Linked DNA regions of Mus musculus: all the other regions are linked to region 2. A link is a loop called in an ENCODE intact Hi-C map of the cell type or tissue named here. Cell type or tissue: left cerebral cortex. All regions are shown on one strand. Each heading gives the region's core, and the rest is flanking DNA. Links, peaks and the distances in the headings are about the cores only.

Region 1 (10,854 bases), core at 1,476-9,475, 240 kb after region 2:
AGCACTGCTAATGAGTGGATCTAGGAACATTTTACGTCTGTTTCTAGCTGGTGTCACTGCTTTGAGTGATGAAGGTGATGTATCTGGTCAGGAGCTATGAGGTGTAAGTGTGTTTCTTGCTTTGCTGCCTCTCCATCCCTGTCAGTTTGATGGAATGCCGAAAGCTTCTTGTGATTTACTTGGTGGGAGGCAGATTAATGGATATGGGGAACACTCATTTTCAGTCCAGGTTCGGAGGAATTCATGTCTCTGGCTTGATCCTTTATTGATTTTATAGATTTAGACAGCTTGGAGGCCAGTCTTCTCCTGTGCTGAAAACGAAACTCGGACTGTCTCAACTGCTGAGTAATTAACTCCTCATGCTCCACCAGGGACAATACACCCAACGGAGTAAGGCATAAAACTCGAGGGTCTACTCAAAACGGGGCACCCTTCAAATATGCCATTTATGAAACAGGCACTGAAGACTGATCTACAGAGGCATCTATAAGTGGACATTTCCCCTCTGTCTAATAGAAACAGTATTGCCTGTCAAACCTTAGTAACCTCAATGTTGGGAAATGAAATAATTATAGCTATATCAAGTATAAATAGGACAGAATTTACTTATCAATCATGAAAGAAAAAAAACCTGGGTATTTCTTCTATGTTACACGGTTCCCTACGTCCTTTTTCATTTTGTACAGGACCATAAGACACTAGACTAGTTAACATCTCTTTATCCTTTGTCATATTGTGGTGAAGCCTCCGTAACAGGACACACTGGCCTCAGATCCTCCATAGGTTGAGACGGCAGAAGAGAAATGCAGAGCTTACGAGTTCAAGAATGTAAGTCTGAATCGGGGTCTGGCATTCTAAAAGAAAAGCGTAAACAGCCGCCACAGTAAATGCACAGATCACCGAAAGGGACTGTGGCTTTATTTCCAGGAGACTAATGGTTAGGACAAGAGTAAAGGGTTAATAGATACTTCAAGGTCTATTTTGTTTGAATGTCTTAGATTCAGTAAATAAATGCCAGAGAGCAGGTACTGCACCTTAACACATGCAGTGTTTTATCTGCATCTTGCTTAGGTTTTTCTACTCTCATCTGGTGCATTCTATAAACTCTAGATAAAATATTATCCAGTATTTGTAGTCACAGGAGAAAACAACTCACTGCGGTATCACTATAATCACCATGGGGTGTTACATGATCGCTGTCTTGCTTCTCCAGCGTTTTCTCGATCTCTGAACAATTTATAGGTGCTGCAAATGCATGTAACCTGAAGCACTGCACGTCTTATATCACCATGGCCTTATCTTGACATGTGAGAGGGAGCCGATGATCATGGCTCTCAGACAGCCACTCAGCACCCGAATGAACAGACCCTCCTCCCACCCTGCTCCCCTACCCACCCACTCCCACTTCTTGGCTGGGAAATACATCCCATAATCAGCCACCAAACGCAGACACTATTGCATACGCCAGCAAGATTTGGCTGAAAGGACCCTGATACAGCTGTCTCGAGTGAGGCTATGCCAGTGCCTGGCAAATACAGAAGTGGATGCTCACAGTCATCTATAGGATGGAACACAGGGCCCCCAATGGAGGAGCTAGAGAAAGTACCCAAGGAACTGAAAAGGTCATGTTAACTTCTTTACCTGCATCCTGCTCTTCGGTGCTTAAGATTAGAGCTCCTTTCTACTTGATTCAGATCTGAAAACACTTGGAAATGATCTCTGAGCACTCAGTCTCCTGGGTCTAGACTCTCAGGAGATAACCCCCAAACTTCAGCCCTAAGGACAGGCTCGGGCGTCACTTCAGTGCTCACGTCGGACATTTTTGTCTTTTTTAGGATTTTCTTCGAGTCCATCCCCTTGCCTTCCTTTCCTGCTGTTCTCTTCGCTCCCGTTCACAGCCATCCACACACAGAACCAGAATCTCAGAGGGAAGCATGACCTCATGTGTTTGTGGTCCTCATAAACCTGCCTTGTCTTCCATTTTAGTACTTTAAGTTGTGTTGATAAAAACAATAAAATTTATATAGTTTATCTCTTTACTAAAAAGAGTCAATATGCATTGTTCACCATGACTTCAGTCACCTGCACTGACTACCTACTTAAAGTGTAAGCTTTTTCTTAGATGAAAAGAGAAGATCAAATGTCTGTGTAACTCTTCATTTAACAAGCCTTCTCCTCTCCTCCTCCTCCTCCTCTTTTTTTTTTTTTTTCTGAGCTAGGATGTCATTATATCACCCACAGACTGGCCTAGAACAGACAGAGACATGAGGACCCTCCATGAGACACAGCACATGTAGGCCTTAGACACCTGCTTGCTGCCAAGTCACACAGCCAAGACAGAGGATGTCACTCAGGGTCCTGCCAGTTGTGTAACCAGTCTGCAGCAGAAAGTTCCAGAATGTGTAAGCATGTGGTGGACAGGTGAGTGAAAAGGGAAATGCTGCATGCATCTTAAAAAGCCTTAAGAAGGAAGATGGAACTGGAGACTCAAAGGTGGAGAGTAAGTAGCCTGTTGTGAGTGGCCAGCCCCACCACTTGGGCTATGGTGAGATTCTAGCCTGTGCTCCCACTGAAGGCCATGTCTGGGTCTGTGGCAACACAGCAACAGGGCTGGGTGGCAATCTCTATGTCTCATATTGCTACTAGAGAACATGGAGATGTCTCTGGTGGAGGTACCCTCTGGGGACCACATGGATGCCCAGGGGCTATCCAGAAGCTGTCCCTGACTCTCACTGGCTGCAACTCTCTGGAAAGTTGGCCTCAACTCTTATATTTGTTATATTTGACAGTACTTAGGAGAACAGTTCCTGAGCCTCATTGGGGCAGCCCAACAGAGCAGACCCTGGTAGTGGTGGCATAGGTAAGCCAACCCCAAAGGAGAGAGCATGGGAGAGCTGGCCCTACCACTCTTCTAGTCTGCCATGAGGTGGGGGGTGCAGGGAGATTGGTACCCTCATCCTTTCTCCATCTTCACATGCAGCAGTCTGTAGAGTTGGTCTCCTGCGTGAGAACAGGAGAGCTAGCCTTGTGTCACGGCTGGCTGTAGCACTTGGGGAAGAGTGGGCTCTGAGTTTTGCCTGGGCAGCACAGTGGAGCTGGCCCTGATGATGAAGGCACAGGCAAGCAAGTCCCAAGGGTGTGAATGCAGAAGAGATGGGCCAGTCCCTCACAGGCTATGGCACTTGGGAAATTGGGTCCCACCCTTTGACTGGGCAGCACAGTGGATCTGGGCCTGAAAGCATGGGTGTGGTGCAGGTGAAAGGCCCAAGGTCATGAGAGCAAAAGAGCTGACCCTGCATCCTCCTGATGGCAATGGTGGCATTGGATGTCCTAGCCGGAGCAGTGCTGGAGGACTAAGTCTGGTGGTGTGGACAAAGGAAAGCTAGCATGCTGATCAGCTCAGCTATCACCCAGGCCCAGATCCAGGGCTCTGAGTTGACCTACCCCCAAATCTACATCATCTATGAAAGGGCCAGTCACACAGATCCAAACCTGCAGGATCTCCACGTTACAGGACAACAACGGGATAACCAGAAGTCTCAGTGAGGATCCAATATTGGTGTCACAAAAGCCAGAGACCATGAAGCAGACCAATGAACATTTGCAAGTGAAGATGTGTAGACAGAGGGGAATGCTAGGGCACACACTGTGACATAGTACAGCTTTCGTGATGAGATTTTTTTTCTGTGCTTTGTTTTGTGTGCTTTTTATTTTTGTGAGGGAGGGCGTTGCAAGGAGACGAGGGGATGGAGGCTGGGGGGGGGTGAGGTGCATGATGTGGAACTCACAAGGAATCGAGAAAACGTTTACTTTAAAAGGACCCTCTTAATATAAGGTGTTTACATTTGTGACTTCACATCCATTTTTATATAGTAGGTTGATTTGCATAATGTGATATACAAATAGATATGATAAAATGATATGAAACAAAATCTCATCCAAATGTTCACATTCAGTGTTTGTATGACTTTGGGGAAGAAAACAGATAAGAGGGACTCTTCTAAAAACAGCTGTGTGGTTCTTGTCCTGTTTCCTGACCCGGGTAATGTTCATTTATGGCGGCACAGAGTAAGTTTATTAGTTTCTGCAGAAATTTAAATCATATATTTTTACATGAATCAAATGATAGGTTATAAATGAAATTAATCATCTCTACTCTTTCCTATAAGTAGAAGCTAATTGTATTTTGATATATATCTATAAATATAATATTGTTAGCAACATATAATTAACACATTCATAGAAATACAAATATTCAAATATTTTTCTGGCTCTTTGGACCAGGATCCCAAGCACCCGTTCTTCTACTAGAACAGGCTAAAAACTGAAATGTCCAAACATTTTTATCATTATTCTTACTATTTTCAGAATATGGGTGAGAATTATGTCATATGCGGTATGAGGTTTTGATCTGACTAAACCATTTTGGTTCAAGGGCAACTGCAGAATGAAGCATTTTATAGCGTGTACATGTATATATGTATGGTACGTGAATATGCTCGCATGAGAGTGTGGGTGAAGATGTGTATATGTATGCATGCATGTAGAAGCCAGACATTGAAGTAAGGCATCTTCCTCTACCATTGTCCACCTTGTTTTAAACGGACAAACTTTCCTGAGTTTGGAACTCATCAGTTGGCTAGAATATACATATATTATATATGTGTGTGTGTGTGATGTGTATTCTGTATCTATTCTATATATACATAAGTATATATCTACAGAATATCACACACACACACACACACACACACACACATATATATATGTGTGTGTGTATGTATCTGTGTGTGTCTGTGTGTGATGTGTATTCTGTATATATTCTATATATACATAAGTATATATCTACAGAATATATCACACACACACACACACATATATGATCTGTATCTTGTATGACCACTGCACTCCAGATATCTACAAAAAGGCAGGGGATAGGAAGCCAAAGGGTAACCTGAACTCCAGAACACATTTGAACTAGCCTTGGCTATATATCAAGATGCTGCCTCAAAAGACAAATGACAAAAATAATTTTAAGGGTGATTTCCCTGAAATGCAAAATAATGTATATGTGTAATATAAATTGGAGTCATTATAATCATTAACCCAGAAACCTAAAATTAGACAGAAATACAGAGCTTAAAGATGATCTTGACATTATTGTCTTATAAAAAATCTTCATAGAAATTGTTTAAATGGTGTGAATTGCAAATTTAATTTTGGATTTTCTCTCTGAGTTTGTATGTATTATTCATGGGTGCAGAACATATACCACCGGGAAGTTAGGAAAATTGCCTAACTCAAGTTCATGTAAATTAAACTTCCTTTGAAATCTTCAAAAATAGCAATTATTGAATCAATGGTGATCCACTATTTATAGCCTCTTTTGTTACAATTCTTACAAAGTGTTTTTTTAATAATGCAATTTTAAGAATTTCTCCTTGTTAAGAAGAGCCACAGAATTTTTTACGTATCTCTGATATTAAGTGCCATGTTTAAAAGTTCAGCAAGAACAATGTCTAAGATTTGTTTTACCCTTGGAACAAGCCTTTGCATGACCTTCCAAAATAAATAAATAAAAAAATAAAATCTCACAAAATATAAGGGCACAATGCAAACACAGAGAGAGAGAGAGAGAGAGAGAAAGACAGAGAGAGAGACAGAGAGAGAGACAGAGAGAGACAGAGAGACAGAGAGAGACAGAGACATAGAGAGACAGAGACAGAGACGAGACAGAGAGGTGCAGGATCTTTTTACTTGATACCAAAAACAGTAATTATTTTTTGAAATTTGGTGAGTGAGTGAAAATCCATTTGGAATGGTATGTGAAGTGCTACGTGAGACATGGTTTGAACTTGGATGTACCTACATTTCTGAAAGCAGATCCGGGCTGTTTTGAACATAAGTCCAGTATGCCTGACATACTTTGCTTCCTCTGAGCTCTCCTAACAAGGAAAGAAAAGTCTATTTTTAATTTCCTACTTCATAAATTCTGTTCTTTACTTTTCTAGGACTGGTTATTCAGGGGGATGATCTATCTATGGAGATAAGAGGACAGTTGATGGATTTCTGGCCACTGGCTGCAGGCAAGGTTGGCTTGAAGTGAGGCTGCCTGGGTGTGTGCCCCTGCAGGAAAAGCAGGAGGAAGGAGCCAGGCAAAGAGGACAGCCCTGTGTGGGAAGATGTGTCACTGGTCATTCTTTACAAAGAAAATAAAAATGAGATTTCTTGTTGGCTGTCTTACTTAGTGCTTCCAAAACCCCCTTCCTCTTTTCCGTCTCATAGAGTCTAATTTTTTGAAAATAAAATAAAAGATATTTTAAAAAGCCATGGGTACCCCATGCTGACGTATAACAGGGAATGTAGAAGAACAAGTCTCTGTGTTTCAACACAGATTGGATTTTGCCCACTGAGATCTTCAGCTTGCTCTGCCTCATTTATCATTGAGATGGGCTTCACAGTGTCAGAAGCAACCGCAGCAGGTGGTGTACAAAGCTGATGGCTGGTGGTCGAATGCACCAGATGTCCAGCCAAAGCAGACATGACCAAAAGAACCTGGAAGGAAAGCAACAGAAAGGAAGCATTCAGGGAATGGAGCAGACACTGGTAAGACCTTCCCCACTTGGCTTTAAAGAAATAGAGTCACCATTATTCCATGGCCAAGAGAATGTCATGTCCAGAGGAATTATTTTAAATAGATTCTGAAGCTGACAATGAAGCCCTGACAGGTGGTTGAGCTGTGTTCCCAGTTGGTGAAAAGGTTTACAGAACAGAACATGGCTGGTTCCTCCAAGATCTACAAAGGGAAGATCTAGAGACACACTTTCCCACTTCTGCACTCGTCCACCACCCAGGAAGATCCTTAAGTGGCTCTGTTACTAGTGTTTACCAACTGCTTTAATAACTTAGGATTTAAAAGGGCGGATCTGAAAGAAGAGGCTGGGCTGGAACTTGGAAGGCAGTCAGAAATCCAGCCTGGCAAGTCTAATGGTTTGTTTTCAGCCTTTATTTAACCACCTTCTGCTATCAAGAAACCTACAAGTACTCTGGGGAAGTTTATACAGAAGGAAATGGAGAAAGTGTACATTGTTTCTGAGTTGTTTTGTTAAGACTCCTGGATGGCAAGGGTGTGTGTTTTATAATTATGAAAGTTTGCTCAGCTTGTAGATATGTCGTAGGTTTCACTCTGACAGCCAACCAAGATCCGGTAGCATGCCGTGCCACCTTAGAAAAGCAAACGCTCGAGAGCCCTTGAATCATCTTAAATTCTGCCCTTGTGATGGCTATAAATGAACTTGGCTGCTATCCAACGTAGGCCAGCGGAGAGAACATGCCAGGGGGAAATGTTTTTGTCCGTGCTGGAATGACCAGCTGTCACTGCGTGCCAGCAAGTGGAGGGCACAGAATTGGCGGATCTGTGGGAATAAGCAAACAGTCCTGCTTTCTCCACAGAAACTCATTTCCCTCTGCTGCATATTGACAATTGTGAGCTATGTTTGCAAAGTGGTTTGTGTGCAAGCAAAGCATCCAGGAGGGGAGAGGCGAATGTTTACCCCAGCAGGTCTTAGAAGTGCCAGCTTCTTCACAGAAACACAGATTAACACATTCCCAAGCACCAATATAAGTAAAGATTTGGGCGTTCCTGTATTAGGGGAGGAAAGGGTAAGAGATATAACTTTTGGGTGTGGGATAGATACATGTGATTGTTTAAATTAGCTTGATCAGACCCTACATTAGCTTTAATTCAGTCTGGTCTTTAGTGGATCTATGTTTAAAATAGCTTCCTACCGGTTAACCACACTGTTAGATTTCGTCTTGAATACCAAGAATATCAAATTAATTACTGTGAAACTAATTCAATATAACCCCTGGACTGCATTAAAATAACTTTATAGTCTGTGTTAATATTTGAGACCTTGATACATAGGAGCAGTTGAAAGTACTAAAGCAAGGATATTATTTAAAATAAAATAATTGAATGGAGGAATTTTTTTTCTTTCCTAAGTTTTAAGAAGGAACTATTTTTATTAGGTATGTTGTTTCCATATTAGATGACTTAAAATAATTTAACTGTTTTTAACAGTCCAGAAAAATAGTAATGACTGGCATATGTATGTATATATATCATGCACACAGATAGTCAAGTATGTACGAGGGTGATTATTTTTAACACAGGTTTTAAATGGAGAGTCTAGACCATGTTATCTCCTTTTTCCATGAACAATTCCTACAGTGACATTTGTTATGCACTAGTTTCTGTTCTAAGTACACAACACATATTGACTTATTTAATTCTTTGGCAAACCTAAAAGATATATGTGATTTTTATACCTACTTTACTTGATGGAGTCACCAAAGCTCAAGTATTTAGTAATCTGCAAGATCTCACATTCTACCAAGCAGCAATATGGACGTTAGCGATTAGAATGTCTTCCTAGGAAATCTTTGCCCTGGGCTACGTTACCAACCGGCAAGTCAAGAGGTGAAGTATACCCCTGCATTAGAGTGAAGCCATATCCTTTCAGGTTTCTCCATCATCACTCTGTCAAGCAGGCTTCCTGTTTATTGGTACTGCCACACAATTACAACTAATGTTCCCTATGGAAAATTCACAGGAAGATGCTAAGCTCTATTGGAACCGTTAATGACTGGATAACACTTAATATGATCTTCATAGTTGAGAGGTTAACAGTGAATATAATAGAATTAACCTAATAAAATCTGCTGTGAACTTGAACTCTCTGCTCCAACAGGCCACATCAAAGACATATGGAGTACTTAGCAAGCTTGCTGTCAGCTGATTCCTTTAACACCGTGAGAACCTAGGAACTGGAGAGCTGGCTAAGGTGCTTCAGAGCATTTGCTGTCTTTAGAAAGGACCCAAGTTCAGCTGCCAGCAACCACGTGGCAGCTCATAAGCACCTGCAACTCCAATTCTAGGGAATTTGATGCTCTCTCTTGTCCAGTCTGTCTCTGTGTCTGTGTCTGTGTCTGTGTCTGTGTCTGTGTCTGTGTCTGTCTGTGTCTGTGTCTGCGTCTGCGTCTGCGTCTGCGTCTGTGTCTGTCTGTCTCTGTGTCTGTGTCTGTGTCTGTCTGTCTCTGTGTCTGTGTCTGCGTCTGTGTCTGTCTGTCTCTGTGTCTGTGTCTGTGCCTGTCTGTCTCTGTGTCTGTGTCTGTGTCTGTGTCTGTGTCTGTGTCTGTGTCTGTGTCTGTCTGTGTCTGTGTCTGTGTCTGTGTCTGTGTCTGTGTCTGTGTCTGTGTCTGTGTCTGCGTCTGCCTCTGCCTCTGCCTCTGCCTCTGTCTCTGTCTCTGTCTCTGTCTCTGTCTCTGTCTGTCTCTGCCTCTGTCTCTCTCTTTCTCTCTCCACATATACACACATACACACAGACAGAGACAGAGAGATAGAGAGAGACAGAGACTAAAAGAAGAATTTATCAATGATTTTATTCTTTTGATAGGGGATCTTTCTTACTGGTTTGGGTAGTAACTACCAGTTTATTTTTAAAACAATGTACACAAGCATTGCTGTGTCTCTTGAGCCTTCCCATGAAAGTCCTTTCCAGCTTGAATGGTAGGAGGTGGGAGTAAGGAAAGAGTTAGGAGAGGAGAGGAGCATGTATAGGAACAGTGGAAAGAATACGTTTTCACTCAGTGTTTTGTTTTTGACGTCCAGTGCTCTGGTGACAGAGCTCTCTAACCTGCTCATTTGTGGTCATGAAGTACTTTAGAGACTTTGTCTATCACACTGCATCTTATTTTCACAACAGAGCATGGGCCTAAAACTATATCCATCTACCCAGCTTTTCTATGGAAATACAATCCTTTTTTTAACGACAATAGAAACGTCTGTATCATGTGCCTATTCTAAATTCCAATTATGATAGTGATGAATTCAAATATTCCTAAAAGAATAGTGACATTCTATCTGCAGTCTGGGAGAGAATAATTTCAGAATTCTTTTTTCTTATGTGTGAAATATGTATATGAATATATATATTTATGTATATATAATATAGCTATTCAAGTTATTAATATTCACTATATATTATTTATTTTATTAATCATTACTTTCATTAATCATTATTATTTTCATTAATCATTCCATTCACTATTTCTTAAATGATACCCTCCTTCCTGGTTACCCCTCCACAACCGTCCCATCCCATCCCATCCATCCTCTCCCCCCTCCCCTTTGCCTCTATGAAGGTGCTCCCCCATCTATCCACCCACCCCTGCCAAACTGCTCCAGCATCCCCCTCCACAGGACCAAGGCCATCCCCTCCCACTGATATCAGACAAGACCATCAGGACTCTTAATCACAGGTAGTTGGAATGGTGATTGTCCTTTTAATATGAATAGACATTTGTCTTTAGTATCTACTTCATGGGTCTGAGGCCTCAACTCAGATTTGTAAGAAGTATGAATTCTTTCACTTTGAGAACTTGAATTGTCATCTTTTTGTTTTGTTTTGTTTTGTTTTGTTTTGTTTTGGTTTGTTGAGCCACAAACCTACCAGACAAGCAGGACTTTTAGACCACACTCTCTCTCTTTAAGAATTTTCTCATTCTTCATTCCTAGTCTTCTAATCAGCTTTGGTGCAGGGGGCAGCCCTTTCAAATTACAGCGCTCCCTGTTGTTGGGGATAAGACAGAACCCATGCATCACTGTGGTAATTTTGAGTTTCCTAAAGTATTAACAGGAAGACGCAGCCTTTGACCTGCAGAGATGAGTATCGTTCTGATCTCTTTGACTTGTTCTTACCTGTTACAACCCATTTCCTAATCTTTTCTATTAATTGTAACTTCTTAGCAATCCATGGTAAGTCTAGGCAAAGGCTTGAGCTTTTGGACTGA
Region 2 (10,854 bases), core at 1,602-9,601:
AAACTTCGTGGTTCTATGAAAAATGTATTGATAATAGCTATTTAAATCGTCTAGGACCCCGTTTCTTCACCTGTAAGATGGGAAAGATGTAGACTAGGCTATGTCCCTTCAAAACAGGTCCACAGGTAGCTAGACTATGTCACCCTCAATGTAACCGCTGAGTCGGGATAAGTTTGAATTGAATTAAAAGATAGGTAGACACAGAAAGCCTGAAAGTGGCACACCACTTTTTTGTAAGGAAAAAGAAAAAAAATCACATTTATTAAAAGAAGTCTCAAGTTCTAAGTCTCCAGAACCAGACAAAAAGAACGATTCTAAGTAACAAACTTATCAGTGAAAAACATAAACTCTTCCCTATTTACTCCCTTGTTCCCGACTGCCTTTTGTTTCCTGTCTTTTCCCACACTCTTGTTTTGGCTTCTGATAGCATTCAAACCTCAATTCTAAGCCACTTTGGAGGGTACTCTTTTTGTTGTGAATGGAGAAACTTGTGGTTCTGCAGTTTATCTGCCCAGCCCGAGGAACCACAGTGATAATTTGAAAGGGTAGAAGGAAAATGATTTTCCCTCCCCTAATATGGCAGACTTTTTCATTCAGGATTGTATTAAGATGATATAGACAGGGCCGGGCAGTAGTGGCGCACACCTTTAGTCCCAGCACTTGGGAGGCAGAGGCAGGCGGATTTCTGAGTTCAAGGCCAACCTGGTCTACAGAGTGAATTCCAGGACAGCCAGGGCTACACAGAGAAAAGAGAAACCCTGCCCCCCCCCCCAAAAAAAATGTATACAGCATTTCAAAATAGCTACCAGCGGTTAATACGGAACCATACGCGCTGGAACAAGGAAGAAGGAAAGTCTCTGAGATGGTACAACTGAACAGTAAAATCTGTAAAAACTGAACAGCCGCCTTTATTCTCCACTATACCCCACTGTGGGACCTTAGATTGACTCTGTGTACCAGGGCGGTGACATTGCTTAGTGACATTAGATCCACGCAATCTGAATCACCTAGTTGGAACAAAAAGTTATAGATGACTTCAATTGTAGAATTATAATTGGCAACAGAACACTTTTAGCGTTACTGTGGAAGCCAGCCCATATTGTTGCTAAGGAACCTCGGCCCACTTAGACCGTTAATCGTTTTTCTGAAAAAATCCACAGGATGGCGATCTTGCTTAGACTTGTTGCGTACCAAACCTTCTCCAGTCGTCAAGCCCTCGCTCCACTCCAAGGTTAAGAGCCTGGCCTCTGACAGGGGTCACTTATCAGGCGATGGGAAGAGGCTGCAGGGAGCTCAGATACTCCCACGCCACAGCAGGTCACCCGGATCTGCGACCCGGATTGTGCCTGGTTCCCTAGCTGCTCTGGCTCTGCCTGGTGCCCGGTTCCGCAAGGCCGGCCACTGAGCCTCCCGCCTGCGGTGGCGGCGGAGGTCCCCAAGCGCTCCGGGTCTCCGGGTGCCACCCCGCGGGGCTCGCTGGATGACAGGGTGTGGGGCTGCACACAGTCAGGAGGGCGGTGCCAACCCTGCGGCTCCCCCGGGCTGCTACCCCGCATCCCCGCTCCTCCAGGACCCAGACAGGGCGTCCGCCCTTGGGTTTCTGTTTCCCACGTCCAAAGTCAGGGCACGCGACGAACTGGGGGCACTTGGCGTACCGCCGCCTTCAGGCCAGGTCGAAGCCCACGACATCCAGGCGGCCACCCCGCACCTATCCACAGCGCGGACTCCGGGGCCGGTGGGTGGAGCGCTCGCCGTGACGTCACGAGGCCCCGCCCCAGCCAGCCGGCGCGTATTTAAAGCTTCGCTGCTCGCTCTTGCTCGCACAAGCGAAGCAGGACGTCAGACTAGAGAGTAGGGAGAGAGACTGGTGCTCGAGGGACAGGGCTAGCCCGGACGCTTGTCCGCGCCTCGGAGGTGGCAAGTAGGCAGTGTCGGGTGGCGAGGCAACGATGGAGCTCCTGCGGACTATCACCTACCAGCCGGCCGCCGGCACCAAGATGTGCGAGCAGGCTCTGGGCAAAGCTTGCGGCGGGGACTCAAAGAAGAAGCGACCGCAGCAGCCTTCTGAAGATGGGCAGCCCCAAGCCCAGGTGACCCCGGCGGCCCCGCACCACCATCACCACCATTCCCACTCGGGACCCGAGATCTCGCGGATTATAGTCGACCCCACGACGGGGAAGCGCTACTGCCGGGGCAAAGTGCTGGGCAAGGTGAGGAGCGGCGGACGTCAGGCTGCCGGGCGGGAGGGCGGGCTGCCCGGGCAAGCTGAGCGAGCAGGGACCCAGCGCCCGCACTTCTCGCTCCTTCAGCTGTCTGGTTCCCCGAACGATCGACGTGGGTTCCTCTCCTGCCCTCCTGGGCTTCTGTGCGCCGACAGCGCTGGGGTTCGGATTTGCATCCTTAGCCTGTTTTTCTCCCGAGTCTAAGAAGGAGGACTGAAGGCATTCTACCTTGGCCTTGGGCTCTCACTATCTGATCCCCAGGGAGCTAGCCTGTCAAATTTCTTCAGAGGGCATTTTCCTCCCTTTCCCCCTTCCACTCCCTTCTCCATAGAGTTCTTTGTAAAGGGGAAACGAGAAAACTGGACTGGTTTCTAGGAATGTGCTGCCCTTCCTGAAAAACCATTATACAAAGCAGATTGTACTGCTCTGCCCACCCTCTGTTCCTCAAATTTTGCTTCCCGTTCCCATTTACGTATTCATTTATTTTAAACGTTGGCCCTTCATTTTTTTTTTTTTTCCTTTTTTCTGTCCTGCTCAATTCCATCTCGGCTTTGTTTCCTCGCAGGGTGGATTTGCAAAGTGTTACGAAATGACAGATCTGACAAACAACAAAGTCTACGCTGCAAAAATTATTCCTCACAGCAGAGTAGCTAAACCTCATCAGAGGGAAAAGGTGGGTATGACTGTCGACTAAAGTATTTTCTTTGTGTGCAGGGATGGCCCTACCCTGTTAGAAAAAAAATGTCTTCTGCATGTGTAAGCACTGCCTTTCCAGACACGACGAGAGACTAATAAGCCTTCTCTTGCTTTTTTTATTTTTCCTTAGATCGACAAAGAAATCGAGCTTCACAGACTACTGCACCATAAGCATGTCGTGCAGTTTTACCACTACTTTGAAGACAAAGAAAACATTTACATTCTCTTGGAATACTGCAGTAGAAGGGTAAGTGTTGACTCCTGGGTCAGCGAGCTTGCCGACAGGAAGCCGGAGTGGTGTTTGGATTACATTTTATCAGCGGTTTTAGCCGTGACAGTTAATTAGTCTCCCACCATATGAGACTGCGTCGTCAGTCCAGCAAAGGGATGCCCGATCTAGGTAACTTTATTTGACAAATTCTCCTCTCTCCCCTTCTCTTCCTAGTCCATGGCTCACATCTTGAAAGCAAGAAAGGTGTTGACAGAGCCAGAAGTCCGATACTACCTCAGGCAGATTGTGTCAGGACTCAAGTATCTTCACGAACAAGAAATCTTGCACAGGGATCTCAAGCTAGGTAAGGCTTCTCCTGCAGCGACGGGGGTGGGGGTGGGGTGGGGGTGGGGGGGTGGGGGCTAGAGAGTGGGAGGTTTTCCAGTGTTGTGAATCTAGCTTTTTGAATGGGTGCCTTCACTGGAGGGTGCTGATCTCCAAGTGTGAACCTTTCCAAGGGAGTTCATGTTTCCTTTTGTTTATCTTCTAGGGAACTTTTTTATTAATGAAGCCATGGAGCTGAAGGTGGGAGACTTTGGTTTGGCAGCCAGACTGGAACCACTGGAACACAGAAGGAGGTGAGAGCCATGCTCTTCCTGGGGTTTGTGGAGACCAAATATGCCTCTATTATTAGTTAATAGAAAGTTAGTTCACACTACAATCTGCAAACCACAGCAGTGTTACTAAACGGAAACTTGTGTGCACTCTTGAGCGAGATAACTTACACCTCTAAATGGATTATTAAGGCAATCAATAAAATAAATGTTTAAATTTACTTGATATATACATACACACACATACACATGTACACACGCACACACAGGATCTGGTCTCATCTGGTTAAAAATACTTGGTCATATGGGCTGGGCAAATTGTACACACATTAAAAAATTACCAAAAGAAACTTGGTCAAATAAAAACACTAAAAAATAGTCAAGTAGAAAATGAGAAAAAAAAATTCAAGCTTTTATTTCCCATTGAGTCATCCCCAGAGAAGTAATTTTAATTGAAGTCATAGTTCCTAATGAGATCTTGCTATATTCTGTCTTCTCAGAACAATATGTGGAACCCCAAATTATCTCTCCCCCGAAGTCCTCAACAAACAAGGACACGGCTGTGAATCAGACATCTGGGCCTTAGGCTGTGTAATGTAAGTAAATGCACTAAAAAAAAAAAAAAAAAAAAAAAAAAAAGCCAAAGTTGACTCAGTCATGATGCTCAAAAAGAGTTCCTTCTTGACCATTTCTGAAGATGTGCTTCTGTGTACCCAGGTATACGATGCTGCTAGGAAGACCTCCATTCGAAACCACAAATCTGAAAGAAACGTACAGGTGCATAAGGGAAGCAAGGTATACCATGCCATCCTCATTGCTGGCCCCTGCTAAGCACTTGATAGCTAGCATGCTGTCCAAAAACCCAGAGGACCGCCCCAGTTTGGATGACATCATTCGGCATGACTTCTTCCTGCAGGTCAGTGCTCTTTGACCTTTCTGTAAAATTGAGTGTCATCGTCCTGGTTGCTGGAGAGGTTTCTGATGGTCTCTTCTGGTTCCACAGGGTTTCACTCCGGACAGACTCTCTTCCAGCTGTTGCCACACAGTTCCAGATTTCCACTTGTCAAGCCCAGCCAAGAATTTCTTTAAGAAAGCCGCAGCCGCTCTTTTTGGTGGCAAGAAGGACAAAGCAAGATATAACGACACACACAGTAAGTTTCCGTATCCAGGATTTCCCTTGAGTTTGATGACTGCATTGAGACTTTCCCTTTAGCGCAACTTCACCATCTTATTTGTATACTGCTGACACTAAGAGAATGGATTGATAGCTTTGGTTTACCTGAGCACTGAAGTGTGTGCTGCCTGCATAGCTGCAGCCCAAGCCAATGATGACATCGTGCTAACTCTTTTCCACACTTGTTGAGATAAATTAACATGCGCAATTCTTTCCCTCGATTTACAGATAAGGTGTCTAAGGAAGATGAAGACATTTACAAGCTTCGGCATGATTTGAAGAAAGTGTCGATAACCCAGCAGCCTAGCAAACACAGAGCAGATGAGGTAGGTCGGGGAAGCACACAAAGAAAAGGTCACGTCCATTCTCGGATAACTAGCATCTGTATGATTAGCAGGGCTGAAGCCATGCTTCCAGGCAGGCTACTTATAAGCTTTTCCAGCGATTATCATAATCTTATGTTAACCTGAAACTTCACATGTAAAGAGACCCAGCCCCTTGGCTCACTGTATGGTGCTTTTCTTCCCTTTCAAGGAGCCCCAGCCGCCTCCCACTACTGTTGCCAGATCTGGAACGTCCGCAGTGGAAAACAAACAGCAGATTGGGGATGCAATCCGGATGATAGTCAGGGGGACTCTCGGCAGCTGCAGCAGCAGCAGCGAATGTAAGTGCTCAAAACCGTATTTTAAATAGACTGTAAGATTAGTGCTGATTAACATAGGAATAAAATCCTAGCATCAGGGAAAAGGCACCAAGGGACCGTGATCTCTATTTCTCTGTCTTTCCCATACGTGGAGTGGAGGGGAAACAGCATTTCCTGATCACAGGGGTTTAATCGTAAACAATGTCGTCATTTCCGTCTCTGTGACTTTGCAGGCCTTGAAGACAGCACCATGGGAAGTGTGGCAGACACAGTGGCAAGAGTCCTTCGAGGATGTCTAGAAAACATGCCGGAAGCTGACTGTATCCCCAAAGAGCAGCTGAGCACGTCCTTTCAGTGGGTCACCAAGTGGGTCGACTACTCCAACAAATACGGCTTTGGGTACCAGCTCTCGGACCACACTGTTGGCGTCCTTTTCAACAACGGGGCTCACATGAGCCTCCTTCCGGACAAAAAGTACGTGTGTGCGTCTGAATGCCGCAGCCGGCCAGTTCTCCGCTGTTGCGCTAATGAAATCTTGGAAACAGTGATGAATTGCTGCTAACCTTTCTTTTCTCTCCTTCCTGATCTTTAGGACAGTTCACTATTATGCGGAACTTGGCCAATGCTCTGTTTTCCCAGCAACAGATGCCCCTGAACAATTTATTAGTCAAGTGACGGTGCTGAAATACTTTTCTCATTACATGGAGGAGAACCTCATGGATGTAAGTACCCCGTGTCTTTTAGAGCAGAGATACGTGAAGCAGTCTAGACCCCAGCAACATCTGCCTCCCTTTGAAGTCTTGTTTAGTTTAGCTTCTCAGGGCTTATCTTAGATGCAGTGCAGAGAGTCAGCATCTCTTTGAGATAGAGCCAGGAATCTTGAGGCCGTTCCGAGGCTTAAGTTTGAGAGGCACGGTGTAACGTCCACACAGTACAGTTTCAGAGGCATTGACCCTCTCTCCTGATTTCTTCCAGGGTGGTGATCTCCCGAGTGTTACTGACATTCGAAGACCTCGGCTCTACCTCCTGCAGTGGTTAAAGTCTGATAAAGCCTTAATGATGCTCTTCAATGACGGCACATTTCAGGTAACTGAGCCTGTTAGGGACCCACACGTCTAGGTTCGGAAATCTTTTTCTACCCAACTGCTTTACCTTTTTTTTTTTTTTTTTTTTTTTTTTTTGGCAGAACCTTGATTACTTCTTGCTTAGCAAGTTCTAATGTCTGTGTTTATTTTTTTCTTAAAGGTGAATTTCTACCACGATCATACAAAAATCATCATCTGTAACCAGAGTGAAGAATACCTTCTCACCTACATCAATGAGGACAGGATCTCTACAACTTTCAGACTGACGACTCTGCTGATGTCTGGCTGTTCGTTAGAATTGAAAAATCGAATGGAATATGCCCTGAACATGCTCTTACAGAGATGTAACTGAAAACATTATTATTATTATTATTATAATTATTTCGAGCGGACCTCATGGGACTCTTTTCCACTGTGAGATCAACAGGGAAGCCAGCGGAAAGATACAGAGCATGTTAGAGAAGTCGGACAGGTGGTGGTACGAATACAATTCCTCTGTGGCCTGCTGGACTGCTGGAACCAGACCAGCCTAAGGTGTAGAGTTGACTTTGGACAATCCTGAGTGTGGAGCCGAGTGCAGTTTTCCCTGAGATACCTGTCGTGAAAAGGTTTATGGGACAGTTTTTCAGAAAGATGCATTGACTCTGAAGTTCTCTCTGTTGAGAGCGTCTTCAGTTGGAAGACTTGGAACTGTGAATACACTTCCTGAAGGGGAGGGAGAAGGGAGGTTGCTCCCTTGCTGTTTAAAGGCTACAATCAGAGCAGCTTTTGGCTGCTTAACTGTGAACTATGGCCATACATTTTTTTTTTTTTTTGGTTATTTTTGAATACACTTGTGGTTGGAAAAGTGCATTCCTTGTTAATAAACTTTTTATTTATTACAGCCCCAAGAGCAGTATTTATTATCAAGATGTTCTCTTTTTTTATGTTGACCATTTCAAACTCTTGGCAATAAAGAGTATGACATAGAAACAGTGGTCTCCTGTCCTTGCTCGTACTCATCACGGCACCCATCGGAGCTTTTAAGCACGGGTTCCTGACACGTCAGTGTGACATCACACACAGCAACAAACTAGACACATCTTTACTATTCCTAGTGACACTTCTAGGGAATCAGTCTTTCATGTCGTCCTTACATTTATGGGCAGTCTTGAGGACCTAACTTGAGAAGTGTATAAAACTGTTGTCACTTTTTACGATCTTCCCCCTACATGATTGGACTCCTGCTGAATTCCAAATGACTTTGTTTCTAAACCAGCTCTTCAAGAATCATTTAACTTAGCCAAAAAGTAGAGTAGTCTCATGCAGACAGACCTGGCATTGCTAAGTGACTAGGTTCAGGAGGTTAACCTTAATATGGGCAAAACTATGGGTTGTGGTACATACATCACTGCGACGCGTTACTCAGCTTTAAGCTGCCTAAACACTTCTAGCGCCTCTGGCAATTAAGCTTCATACTATAATCGTAGGAAACCCTTTGCTAATAACTCACTGTTTTCCTTCTGGTGCACGGAGGTTGAAAAGTTCTGAATATGTGAACCAAATTATGACATGGGTTCATCTTTTAAATTACTAAGTTATTGACGAGGCACATCTGACAAGGTTTTTTTTCTTCTTCTTCTTTCAGTGAAAGCTGTAGAATTTGCACTATGTTGTCCCGTGACTCTGAGCATACACTGACCTACAGATGACCCTAATAAAACTTGCTGTTGTTGTTCAAGCGTAATCATACTCCAAGGAAGATGCTATCCTGGAGAAGGACAGCATTTTGTGCTAGAGCTGTTTACACTGTGATTAGGGGCAAATGGGAGCTGGATGTTGTATTTATCTAAACATAGATGCTGCACCTGGTACACTCAGTGAAAGCCACCTTTGAGAAACTGCTATGCATATCATGAGTCCTCAACCACCCTTGGTACTTTGGGATGTCTCTGCATCAAAATGTATTTCTTCTAATGACTTAACAGTGATGGCCAAGCAAGACTAAGTAACAGGTGAGCACAACTTGAATCTAATTTTTATGAACAGAAAACAAGCAATAGAGTTAAAATGGGGAAAAATAATATCCTTTCCTTTGGATGTTGACATTGGAACTCCACATGCTACTTTAAGGTTTTAGAACAGGCTTAGCCATTCTTGTTATTGAGTATGTGCTGTGTGACAAGGTGCAGGGCCTAGCCTTGAGTTCCCTGAACCTAGGACTCTTCTTGCCCTGCAGGGAGTCTCCCAAAGGCAGATAGTGCAACAGCCTTGGTCTGATAAGTGCTGCGATATTATGATGAAGGTATGCACTGGGTGCTATGATAATTGAAAACAGGAATCAGGAAAGAGCCCTTATTACGTGATAGACTCAGAAACAGGTTCTGTCAGAGAAGGAAAATCTTTATGCAGAGGTTGTAAGATGTTTGAGGGCCAAATAGTTTTGAAAGTCAAGAGATGCCAAGTAGGTTTCAGCAAGTGAAATAATATAGAACAAGAAGCCTAGCATTGAGAGCGTTCATAGCAGATTTATGCATGTAGACTGTGGCATGAAAAGCTAATGTATCTCTCATGCATTTGACACATTGAGGCTATATCATGAAGGCCGTGGATAGACCTACTGAGAGATATTTTTGGTTTATTTTGGTTTTAGATTTTTTTTTTTTATTGAGATGCTAGCTAAGGCTGGCTTGGAACTTAATATGAAACCTATCCTGGCCTGGAACTTAATAATAATTCTCCTGCCTCAGCCTTGTGAGTGCTGGAATGACAAGCATTTTTCACTAGGCCTGGCTTGCTGAAATTTTAAGAAAGAAAGTAATGTATATTAGATCTACAAAATTTATCCTGGCAGCATAGATGGAATGGATGAAGAACAAGATAAGGAGGCGGGAGCCCAAACAGTGATGAAATGAGTATCGGGATCCAGGTGAGAAAGGACTGGAGACTCAGCATAAGGAAACATGAGACAGGTTATTGTCTCCATTGGCCCAGCGGGGAAACATGGCTTACAGAGTGTGCATTGACAGAAATGTAGGGATGGCGTGATGCTGAGAGATGTATAGTGAGTTTAAACAGTAAATCAGAGTCACACAGGAACACAGATATAGGGTCAGAGAGCAGCTGCATAAACATGTCTGTCTCTCTGATTTGAGAGTATTAAGGTATAGGATAATAGTCTGGGGAATGGGAGCACTCTAGAGATCGATTCTTATTGCCTATCCACCCAACAACCTTTGTATTTTAAACTGCAGATGGAATCTCCATTAAACCCAACAGTGATGGCAAGTCACAGCCATGGAGGAAGAAGAACAAAATGTGCTGTAACCATCAGAGATACAGAGACCCTAAATGCCACAACATATCCCCAAAGTAACATGTGGCCTTACTGAGCATATTTGATCCAAAGACATTTTTCCCACTAGCTATAGGAACTCCTAGAAGGGCATAGCTGAGAAAAAAACAATCCTTGAGAAATAAAACCAGTTAGCTTTGTGAACGGTAATAACTACCTTCAGCTAATCTTGGTATGGTCATGGCAGTCTCTTGGTTGTAGTTACCCAATACTCACAATGTATGTATTCTATGCCCCTCCACCCTTCCTGAACGGACTCAAGTCTGCTGAGCAGGAAGCATTTTCCAATGCTTAAAAGTCAGTTTTGACCTTTTGAAAACAGCATGGTTTTCAATAAAAAGTCGCCTCTAAACATCTGTCTTCTATTCAGTGCTAGGAAAGCAACTTACACACCAGAGATGCTCAATAAATACTCATTTTGTTCCCGTTTCCCTCCTGTTTTCCTTGCACACAATGGCAGGACCCCTGATTACCTACAATGCAAAACAAATGACTCCTTGTTTCTTGCCTGTCCTGTCTTCCTTTCGTTATGAGGCCTGGTTCAGTCAGGATAACAAAAATAAATGTGAAATGTTCAAACAGAAGGAATCTAACGGAGAGCACTGGCTTATACGCACTGGAACAGTCCCTCAACCTAACAGGAGTAAGGGAGGCAACCCAGAGACTAGAACTGGATGTCATTACCACTGCAGTGGCTAGAGATAGCCAGAAACAAGTGGGATTGTTCCAATCTGTGGTCTTCTAGAACACACAAAGGAACATAATATAGCCATTGCCTACCAGGATTTTAAAATCATAGAACAAATAAATGCAGATATTGCTGTGGAGGGCCATTTACATATTTGGGTGAGAAATAAGAGCAATAAAATTTCCTC
Region 3 (10,854 bases), core at 1,402-9,401, 94 kb after region 2:
CCCCAAAATGTGAGGCAAAATAAGCCCTGTCTCTTTAGAAGTTATCAAAGGTGTTTCTTCCAAGTGACAGTAAGAGGCATAGTACCAAATCTTATGTATACAGTAGGTTTAAGGATTTTGTGTGTTTTGTTTTTCTTTCTCTACATACTTTTGACAAAAATAATTTTTTAATATAGATGCAACAAGAGGTCATGGCCCATAGAGTGAGAACCACTGGGTGAGATGATGACCCTGGATACCATCGCCGCCAACATTCTACTTTTCCTTAGCTTCAAAAACCATGCTGATAGTTAGGTACCACTTTTCAGCGTGCAAAGGATCTGAACATAGTTGTGGCTGATGACTCAGGAAGGAAGCTGATGCTTCCCCGAGTTCCTTTATAGCTAGCTCTCTAACGCTAGCTCTTTCTTCTTTTCTCTTAGAGGAAAATAACCCACCTTTCTTTACAAAATGATGCATTGTTATAGCTGCTAAAAAAAAATAGGGTCCTAGAATTCTGGAATGATTTAACATTACCTATTGAGTAAAGTTACAGATTTCATGACAACAGCTTTACTAGGCTGATTAGATACAAATCAATATGAGTGACAGAAACATGGGTGCATATCCATAAAAGATGTTTTAAAAGACAATCCTGATGAAAATCTGATAGCAGAAGAACACAAATACCACCTACCAAATAAGGAAGATGGAGTTACTCCACCATGACCAGAATGTCTTCAGCTATTTGATGGGACCCAGGAATAAAATCATGGACCTTGTTCTGCCTTTGGAAACAGAAGGGAGATTTAGATGTGGCTTGGTCTCAGCATGGGAATGACTAAAGCCTCTAGGCATTTTTTTTTTTAACACAATGGCAAAATTTACATTTTAGGTCACAGCTGGGAGACATCAGCCTCTTACATCTGTCACTTAAATTTATACACTTCTTAGGCTTCAGAGTCTTTCAATGAAAGAAAAATTACAAATTTTATAAAATTCTTCATACCACAATCAGGCAGTCAACAGCCGCTCTTAGCATGGGTGCTACTAATCTCATAGGCACATAGAACAAGCCTCCTGGCCCCTCGAGTTCATAATCCTACCCTGGAAATGAAGCAATAAACCTCCCAGGTATAAGTAAGGCTCGAATTACAAATCAGACATAGGTGCAAAGTAAGTCTTTTAAGGATTCAAAGGGAGAGAGAAATACCTTCTTGCCAACTGTAGGATTGCTTGCCAAGAAAACAAGAGTCCGGTGAGAATGAATGGAGTTTAACTTTGTAAAGGTATTTTACTGGTGAGGAGTTGAAGGTAAAAGAAAAATAAATTAGCTTTAAATATGACAGGAATCATTGCTGTTGTTATTATCATTATGCTCATCTCCTCTCACAGCTTGAGCGCTGCGTGGAGAATCTGGGTTGGATCCAGTAGCCCAAGCATGAGACAAAGTGGCTGTGATGATCTTAAACCTTCCTTGGCAATTGGCTTGCTAAAGATCTAGCCCCAGGTTTAGCTCCTCGTACCATAAGAAGAAATAGATGCGGGGAAAAGGAGGAAGAGGAGGAAGAGGAGGAAGGACAGGAGGAGGAGGGGGAGGAAGAGGGAGATAAGGAGGGAGAGGAGGAGGGAGAGGAGGAAGGAGAGGAGTAGGAGGGAGAGGAGGGGGGAGGAGGACTTCAGAGACCTATAGACTATTGTCAGGATACATCTTTCCAGCAGACTGAACTCAGAGAAAAACAAAAAACAAGAGTATTTATTGTTCAAGTCCTTATTCACGGTATCGTGCTTGGCACTAGTGAGGGTTCTAAAGGTGCCGGTATGAACTAAGATATGTGGTACCTAGTTGTATGAATAATAACTCAAGAGTTTGGTCTTCAACATTGCTCATGAACAAGATTTATTAATCCAAGTTGTGTCTGTTCGAAGACAAAATCCAGAAGATGGGGTGGGGGGGGGGAGGGAGAAGGGCAGGGGGGGGGGGAATAAGTGATGAATGCAGCCACGGGTGAACAACAGATCGTGTTTGTTCTCAGTTTTGGTCCTGACAGGTTCATTGGCTGCAATCTCACAGGGGCATCATTTTGACTCTGAAGTTATTATGTTTTAAGGTGAGACCGTTTGCCACCCCAAACTAAACTACTGAGGACAGAAAACCATAGTAAAACAATAGAAAAATAAAACCGGCATTGCCTTGTAATCCGCTTTGTTATAAATTGCCATCGCGTCCACAGTGACACTGCCGGCAGCAGTTCAGAGGCACATTCGAAGGAAAACTCATTTGATATTATTTTCAAATTTGAAACTTGACGCATTTTGTGACACATCACGAAAAGGAAGAGCTCTGTCGTCTAAAATAGCCAATTTGGATTTTCCATTCCCTTGTTCCCTATTTTCCAGCAGGCCCCTACTTATCACCCCAGTTAACTTGTAAGGAAAGATAGGGCACATCAAGAATTCTGCCATAGAAAATAACTCCCAGTTTCTAGAGCTGGGGCACTTTCTGATCCCAGCAGGAAGCAAATGTCTGTAGCTGGGCCATTAAGGGAGGTGAGTGATTGCTTAATATATTTTAATGGATTGCTGGTTGGCAACATCACAACCTAGGCTTTCTAAACAGGAACTTCAGAAGCGGAGCACAGAAGCTCTAGGCTGTGGCAAATGAGGTTGTTACAGAATGCTTTCATCTGGAAGCTTTTGATGAAGTTTGAGAAGTTGCCACAGCAACAGATGATGTCACCTGGTGTTTAGGAGAATTTGAAGATGTCAGAGGAAGTGAGTAATCCTTACCTGGAGAAGCAGAGCAGGCACTGATGCCGCTCTTCAGAAAGGGACAGTGGAAATCACAACATCCATTCACCTTCTTTTCGGCTAAGAACCCATATGTGTGTTGACGTGGGCTGTTAATGAGCATGATAGTCATATTCTAGGTATTCTTACAATCCCTTTCAACATTAAGTTGAAATGTGGAATATTCTTGTTACTTAAAAACAAATTAACTGCACAAATACTATTTTGGGGGTGACTGTAATGATTTGATGTCGGGGGCTTGGGAAATGGTGTAGTTGGTAAAGTCTACTTACATAAGGGCGAGGCTCTGACTTGGGATCCTCATCTCCCATATAAAAAGCAGGGCACTATGGCACATGTGTATAGTCCCAGTGTGGTAGAGGGAGACAGTGGCCTCCCTAGTGATGATTGGCAGGGAGTCTTGTAGAACTGCACACTCCAGGTTCTGCAAGAGACTGTGTCTCAGAAGACAAGGTAGAGAGTGACAGAAGAACACATGCAATATCAACTTATGGCCTCTGTATGCACACACATATTCATGTGCACCTGCTTGCCTGTGTGCACACACCCACATATGTGTGTACATACAAGTCCAAAACCACACAGAAAAGTGATTTGACTTTGCCTTCAAATGTGCACACGGCAATTTCAAGGTGTCTTTCTTTTAAGAGTTTGAATTTACTATGTGTCTTAGTTAGGGCTTATATTGCTGTGACTAAACACCATGACCAAAGCAACTCTTATAAAGGAAAACATTTCCTTGGGGCTGGCTTACAGTTTTAGAGGTTTAGTTGCATAATTGGCACGGTGGGGAGCAAAGTGCCTCTCAGGCAGATGTGGTCCTGGAGAAGGAGCTGGGGGTTCTACATCTTGATTTACAGGCAGCAGAAGGAGACTGTCACACTTGAGGACATGAGACCTCAAAGCCCACCTCCACAATGACACACTTCCTCTAACAAAGTCACACCTCCTAATAGTGCCACTCCTCTGGGCCAAGCATTCTAACACATAAGTCCAAGGGGGCCATTCCTTCAAACCACCACATTATGTAAACTTTTCACTAGCAAGAGGCAAATTCAGATACATTTTATGAAATTGTAATCAGTAATTTCCCATTGCATTGGGTAGATATAAAATAGAAAGACATTTAAACATTTTCACGAAAGTTTCAGTAACAGATATTTAGGATAACTTACGTGCACCCATGTATATGTATGTATCCCATGTATGTATGTATGTATGCATGTATGTGTGGATTTTCTTAGATGCCTGGTTTGGTTAAGAATTCCCTGCTGCTTTTTGCATGGAGTTTTAATATCTAGGTCAATGACTTAAAGGCAAAACAGGTAAAAAAAATAAAAATTCTGTTTACTTGGAAATTTTGGGATGAAGAGAAAAGAGCAACCATGGATATTCCCGTGCTCTTGCTTAGCTAGCACACAAACAAGCATCTTGAGTAACCATGGTCACAGCGTATTTTGTGATTCTGGACATTGTTCTAAGAAGACACATTTGAATCTTGTATATAATTTTTTTTTTTTTATAAAATCAAGTCCCAGGTTGTCCTGGTTTTCAAGAACATACTGAACTATTGTTCAACACTGGAAACTATGCATGCATTAGCTCCATAGGCAGAAAGGAATGCCTGCTGAATGTATCCCTTTGAAACTTGACTTAGGCCAAAGTATTTCCCTGGGTTTAACAGGTGTAAACTTGTTAGTGTCTGGATAGGACATGAATAGTGATGACCGGGAAGAAGTTATCACATCTAAGATTGAGTTAGCTGTCTTTTCTGTGTGCTTTCATTTTCTTTTTCTTTCTTTCTTTTTTGGTTTTAAGGCATTTCTTGTAGGAAGGCAGAAAGAGAGAGAAAAGAATAGAGAAGCAGAGGCCAGCTATGGCCACATGGAGAGAGGAGAGAAGGTAGGAGGGGAGAGGTGAAGCACGGAAGCAAGAGTCTGTGTGCTTTCTTAATGCTCTGTGTAAGTCTTGGTTTCTTCTATCATTACCTGGTAACCTGCCTTTGGAACAATCGCACACGGAACAAGGCAATGATTGATTCATGGAATCCTTTATTTCACCAGTTCTGATGTCTACATTTTTTTTATCACTCTCATATAAACTCCATGCTATGCTATTATTGACTATAAGTGGACTGTGATTAATGAACCAGAATTATTGGCGCAGAGCAGTGGGGTCTCACTTGATTTTGGCGAGGCATTTATTCATCACTTGAGGACTATTCACAGCTCTGCTTTTTACAAAGCAGCCAGCAACTCTCCGTCCTCGCTTCCGGTGTGACTCACAGGCCAGCAGCAGCAGGAGCAGCAGCAGCACTTGGCATTATTAGAAAGACTGAATCCCAAGCCCCGCCCCCACCCTGATCAGAAGCTATGCTGTCAAAGACTCCCAACCCACATGACCATCAACCTTTGAAAATTGCTTTGTGAGGAAAGAGAGGAATAGAAAGGAGCCACACTTGCTGCTGGATGAAGCGCTTTTCTTTTGTTGCCGTGATTTGTGAAAGAGTATCTCCCACGTGTTAAGAATTAAATCTAATAACAGGAAAAAATGTCACGGGTGCAAACATAAGAGATCAAATTTAAAAATAATATAGGCTTGTATGAGCCCTTCCTTCCAGTGTGGAATATGCTTCTCCCGAAGGCTTGCTTTCACTGTTACTTGGCATCCCTTTTTAATTTTTGGTAATTTAAACTGGTGAAGTTTCTTTGAAATCACAGTATCATTTGTTCAATAATACAAGCTTTTCTTCCAGAAGGTCAGATACTGGTGGCAGACTAACAATCCTGCAGATCTCCCATCTTGCTCTGTATATAGCACTCAGTAATGTCTGAAACACGGAGCACACCGCTTCTTCAGTTAAATGAGAGGACAACTTATACTTGTTATTTTACATTGGTTAATAAGCCTAGATGTACTTACTATCATAACATTATGTATATATTATATATACATTATAATACATTATATATACATGTATAGTATGCATATGTGTATATGTATACACACACATATATAGCATATGTATTTCAAATGTGTAAAAATATATTGTGGAGTGACTACCTATCTAATGTATGTGTCACCTCACATTTTTAATTTTTTGTAACAAGAACTCTTGAAAACTACTCTTAAATGTTTCTCAACATCCTACATTTAATTGTGGTCACTATGTGATATATTTTTTAAACTCTTAGGTCCCTTAGAAAAAACAAGGTTAATATGCCTATGGTGTGTTTTTCTCAACCATAAAGTCCTGTCATCGTGTTGTATATGAGCAAGCGCAAGTTTTAAATGTTATGTTCCGAATAAGACCAACATCAAGTGCACAGTTTTCACCTCTCCTGGTAGGTGTCTTATGCAGACCATTTATGCAGACCATGCAGATGGGGAGTCCAGAAAGTAAACTTCAGTGCTGGACCCACCAGACCTTTGCAGAATAACCCATCAAGCTGGCTGCATTTCTGTTTCATTGCTTAAGCAAATGAACCACGTGGGCTCTGGGGGACACAGTTCATGTGTCCTTCCAAGCCAAGCTCAGGAGAAGTCTCTTCTGGTGCCTGGTCCACAGCACCCCTACTATCCATCTCTGTCATGAGTTCCCTTGCATGGTAATTGATTTGCACTCTTAATGAGGCTGAGAGAAAATCACTGAGAACAGAGTTATGCTTTTCCCATAGAACCGAGGAATCCATATCTTTCAAGGTACATTTTAAAGAGTAAAACGAAAACTGAGCCCCTCAAAATTATGAAGTCAAACAAATCAGCCAATTTTTTTTCTGTTTTTAATTTAATAGCTTTGGCCTTAACATTATATTTAGATTTAGTCCTTTTTTGCTTTGAAGATTGAAACCTTTTCTCTGTCCTTAAGAACTGCCGTACATTTTTCTCTCTTTTTGAAGATGTTAGGGAAATAATGGCTGCTTCATCTCACAACTGTCCAAAGACAAAAGAAAGTCCACTCAGGTTTATAAAGATGAAACAAGGCTGGGAGGAGGACATCTCAGGAAATAGTCAGGTTTCAGAAAGATTGGTTACATGGGTACTGGGCAGAACACTTCACATGGGTCTACAGTAGCCTTACCTATTATTATTATTATTTACTAGGATTCAGCACCAAATATTCTTTGAGTGGTTATCTACATTTCCATGTTTGAGGAAACACACACACACACACACACACACACACACACACATACACATTTTACTAAATTAGCTGGGGTAAAAGTGGTATGAAAATACTTTTTTTTTTTAAAGTGAGACAAAAAGTGAAATATACTTCTTCAACTCTAGATTTGGCTTTAATCCCGAACTCTCAGATCTGGCTCTAATTAGAGCTCTTAAGGTACTAACTTGGTATCTTCTAGATGTAATTACCCTTGATCATGGAAACGCCAGTGTGACACCTGGAAGATGGGGTGATTCAAGGCGCGTTAAACATTCCTTCCCGGCTGATCCTTATCCTCACCTCTTAGAAGCTAGCTGAAGCCATCGTTTGTAATTCCTTACTATTTGTGGTTAGTGTAGCTCCTCTTCCCAGACAAACACAAACACCATGTATGTCCACATTTTCAAAAGGATGGGAGTTTTGGAATATCTTAGCACCCTGACATCCACTTAGAGTCTACAGAGCAGAGTTCCTCCTTTGCTTCTTTCGTGTCCTGTTTGTTCAGCCATGGTCTGTTTGTTCGTTTTGCTTTACCTCTGTTATTTCTTTTTAAGATCTTACTTTTTCTTACACCAACTGATTTCCTTTACTGGGCTGACACTATTTATGTTCTTGACAAGCTTTCTATCCAAATACTTGCTGCTGGGCTGAAAGGGTCAATTCAGTGCTATGCACATTCTTTCTTCCAAAATGGTGGAGCATGGGAAGGGGGTTCACCTGTCCGCCGAAGAGCAGACAAGAAGCAGAGAAAGAGGTGGAAGGACCAGGCTGACACATGACCTTCAAAGATGTGGCTTAACTGGTACACTTCCTTCAACACTGCCAAACGGAAACCATCTTTCAACACAGTGGTCTCTGGAGGACATTTTATTATCAAACCATAATAACTCATTTTTCTTAATGGATATAGTTTCACTGGCCATAAAGTCTATTTTTTTTGGCTTATATTAAAAAGTGAATTCGTTTAGAAACACAGGATCTAACTTTGCATATGGCCAAAACTGGCTGGATTTAAGTGGCATAGGTGTGTTTTAGATGGGCTGTAAATGGTTCAGTTTGACACAATGTCTCCTAAACCTAACTTTACGGTGCTGTGACACAGTGCCTGAGATAGAGCCGTTTATCACTAGCAGAAACATAGCTTGTCACTCTGGAGTCTGGCAAGCTCATGATTACAATGTTGACAAGATCAGTGTCTGGAGACACTCTGGTCCTTCCTCCCGCGGTGTGACTGTGAATGTTCTGTCCTGTGTGGTAGGCAATATTGTGCTTACACACAGATGAAGACATAAATGCCAGAAGTGGCTCTCAGTTGTTTTCATGTATAATCTGCTCTCATGACTTAAGCACCTCCCCACAAAGCTCTATGTCCTGATACTGTCACTTTTCATGCAAATATTGAACAGTTTTATATCCAGACTGTAGTATGTGCTAAAAGAAATCATCACTGTCCTGTGGGCATTATATGTTAATATGGAAATTAAAGATTCCAGAGCTACATTATTGACCGTGTTAGCTCATGCTCTGTCTGGTTATTTAGATTTTTAAGCTAACTAAAAATTAAATAGATTTTATTTTCTTAGTTACCATAGACACATGTGGTAAATTTTGTTGGCTCTGGCTCCTCTACAATAGTAATATATTCTCAAGGCTTCTGAATAAAGCTTTAAAGTGCCATATGCCAACTAAATACTAATTAACTCATGCATATCTTATGGTCTTTTAAAAATAAGAAGGAAGAGTTGACAAAATTAGCCACCCAACCATTTTCTTTGGAGAATTTGAAAAGAAACCTTATTTGGACTGAATAGCTGCCTGTGGCCTTAGCTGAAATGTAAGCATTTTAGCCTGATCTATCAAACTGTCATTTCAAGTGCAATTGTTTGAAGTGATTAGCTACTTTGAGTTCAAGTTCTCTCTCATTCCACGAGGTCACTAGGGCAAAGGCAAGTGCTAGTCACTTGTGTGGCACTCTTCTGGAGGCTTAAGTAATATTTAAGCAGCAAGACAATACAAGCCCCAACGTCCTCAAAATAGCTCATCTCTTACATGGGTTTCTGAAAACAAAGTTACTGTGGCAGGTGGACCTAGTTGTCTTCATGTGATTTATGAATATTGCTGGTCTTTTAAGGAAGAACAAAAAATGGATGTTGAGGTCAGAAATGGAGAAAGATGTTTCATATCCCCTGCAAGTCTTACTATTTATCTTTCAATGTGTTCTATCAATTTAGAGAGAACAGAATTCAACAGATATCATTCGGCAAAGCTCTTCTAATTCAGACTTTAGACCAAAGTCCCTTGTTTCCTATCTTTATCCAGAACTATCAGAATGCATACCCCAAGACTGGATCTTTTTTCTGCTTTTTTTTTTTTTTTTTTTTTTGAGACAGGGTTTCTCTGTGTAGCCCTGGCTGTCCTGGAGCTCACTTTGTAGACCAGGCTGGCCTCGAATTCAGAAAACCGCCTGCCTCTGCCTCCCAAGTGCTGGGATTAAAAGCATGCGCCACCACCACCTGGCTTTTTTTCTGCTTTCAACAATGACTTATAATGAGACCCAGCGAAAGCATATCTGGAACTCGAGTTTCACAGGAAAGATTTACCTTTTCTATGTGACTGCCTGGAGATTCTATTTCTCTTACTTTATGCCTTTTAACATGGTGGTTACAACCTACCACATCACATTCACCATCAATGAATGCAATCTGCAGTTTGAAAACTACTGCTCTGAATAATACTGGAATTATCCTTATTATTCCTGGATGTAAGACTCTTTGAGAATCCATTAAAATATGCAAAGACTGAGGATCTTAGCAAGATCCATTGATCTTCTGGAGTCACTGATGGTGACACTTCCCTTGCTGAACTTTCAACCTGAACTTCCCTCATGATTTGTGGGACTGGGGTTTCTACTCACCAGAAGTTCAAAAGATCTTCTCTAAACCAGCCTGTTAATGTTTCCACTTGCCATAAGCGAGTTCAAAGGCCTCTCTGAAACTGGCTCATTACGGCTTGGAAGACAAATGGATTCACTTTTTACAGAGAGCTATGACAATGCATTCCCATTCTTGTGTCCAGGCTCTTGCAGTGGAATTGTAGAAAAATTTAAAAACTAGCTAATTTCTTAAAGGTCGAGAAAGTAAGTCATCTGACCAAGTCGACAGAATATGCAAACATTGTAACATTTGCTCTACAAAACAAAATCCCTTTACTTTAGATTACATTCAGATTTTTGTAATGAAAACATATATTGATTCAAATGATAACATATTAAGTAATTTTCAAACTTCAGTTACCCTCTAGTTTATTTACAGTAATTATTAATCAATGAAGAAAGGCTGTTCTTTATAGTTCATCAGAGTCCCACTGAGATAAGGTTTTGCCCTACTCAGAGTTACTTACTCTGTTGTATAAACAGCTACTTTTCAAGTTCGACCTTGTCCTAGGAGACTCCATTTTACAAGCAGCCCCTTTGACTTCATTTTGAGGGAGTAGGAAAACTATAGCTCCGGGGTAGGCACAGAAACTGCACCATGTGTTAAGTGCCTTCCATCTAGTATAGATTGATAACATTCCATAGTCTTGGGTCTAGAAAGAGTAAGTTGAAACTGAGTGGGGCACATGGGTACATTACATCATATCAGAGAAAGTGGGCCAACAACTTGATAGGTATACCAGATGGAGGAATGGGTACAGCTCTCTGGGCTGGACCCTCTAAAGAGATGGTCACCTAACACTGAGATGGTGTGGTCCCATACCAACCTCTCATATGATACCTGGCATGTACAACAACGATTGAGGACTCTGAGTTGGTTCAGTACCCCCACTATCGCCATAGCTCATTTAACAGCCTGTCTGTCCACCTGTTTTCCCCTTTGCACGTGGACATGGCTGACTTTTTC

What was found. Peaks named below come from ENCODE experiments on the same cell type or tissue, not always from the same donor. Only the 100,000 strongest peaks of a DNase experiment are listed, where the experiment ranks them.
Region 1: a loop joins it to region 2, with 2.9 times the contacts of the local background. A loop is called at or near these places in 5 of 42 quality-filtered maps.
Region 3: it touches region 2 in a loop (2.9-fold over the local background); 2 of 42 quality-filtered maps call a loop at or near these places.

Annotation. Positions count from the first base shown.
Region 1 is chr13:110,636,499-110,647,352 of GRCm38, forward strand. Gm33045 (predicted gene, 33045) reads left to right here. Exons shown (of 6, transcript NR_167735.1): 5 at 2,242-2,421; 6 at 6,012-6,243. Gm41059 (a long non-coding RNA gene) reads left to right here and starts at 6,373. Exons shown (of 3, transcript XR_873955.2): 1 at 6,373-6,606. In left cerebral cortex, for the core only: no CTCF peak of the experiment used is centred there; DNase peaks (open chromatin) are centred at 5,954, 6,063, 7,001 and 7,220; H3K4me3 peaks cover 484 bases; H3K27ac peaks cover 1,399 bases.
Region 2 is chr13:110,393,228-110,404,081 of GRCm38, forward strand. It overlaps Plk2 (polo like kinase 2), which reads left to right and starts at 1,817. Exons shown (of 14, transcript NM_152804.2): 1 at 1,817-2,210; 2 at 2,788-2,895; 3 at 3,049-3,165; 4 at 3,364-3,493; 5 at 3,680-3,767; 6 at 4,244-4,339; 7 at 4,461-4,659; 8 at 4,747-4,894; 9 at 5,146-5,243; 10 at 5,452-5,581; 11 at 5,794-6,034; 12 at 6,153-6,282; 13 at 6,536-6,646; 14 at 6,806-7,617. The coding sequence starts at 1,950. The coding sequence ends at 6,997. In left cerebral cortex, for the core only: a CTCF peak has its summit at 1,735; DNase peaks (open chromatin) are centred at 1,802, 2,402, 2,961, 3,389 and 10 more places; H3K4me3 peaks cover 6,568 bases; H3K27ac peaks cover 5,138 bases.
Region 3 is chr13:110,487,751-110,498,604 of GRCm38, forward strand. No RefSeq gene overlaps it. Among named protein-coding and RNA genes, the nearest start is that of Gm32990, 76 kb to the right of the region's middle. In left cerebral cortex, for the core only: no CTCF peak of the experiment used is centred there; DNase peaks (open chromatin) are centred at 5,090 and 8,787.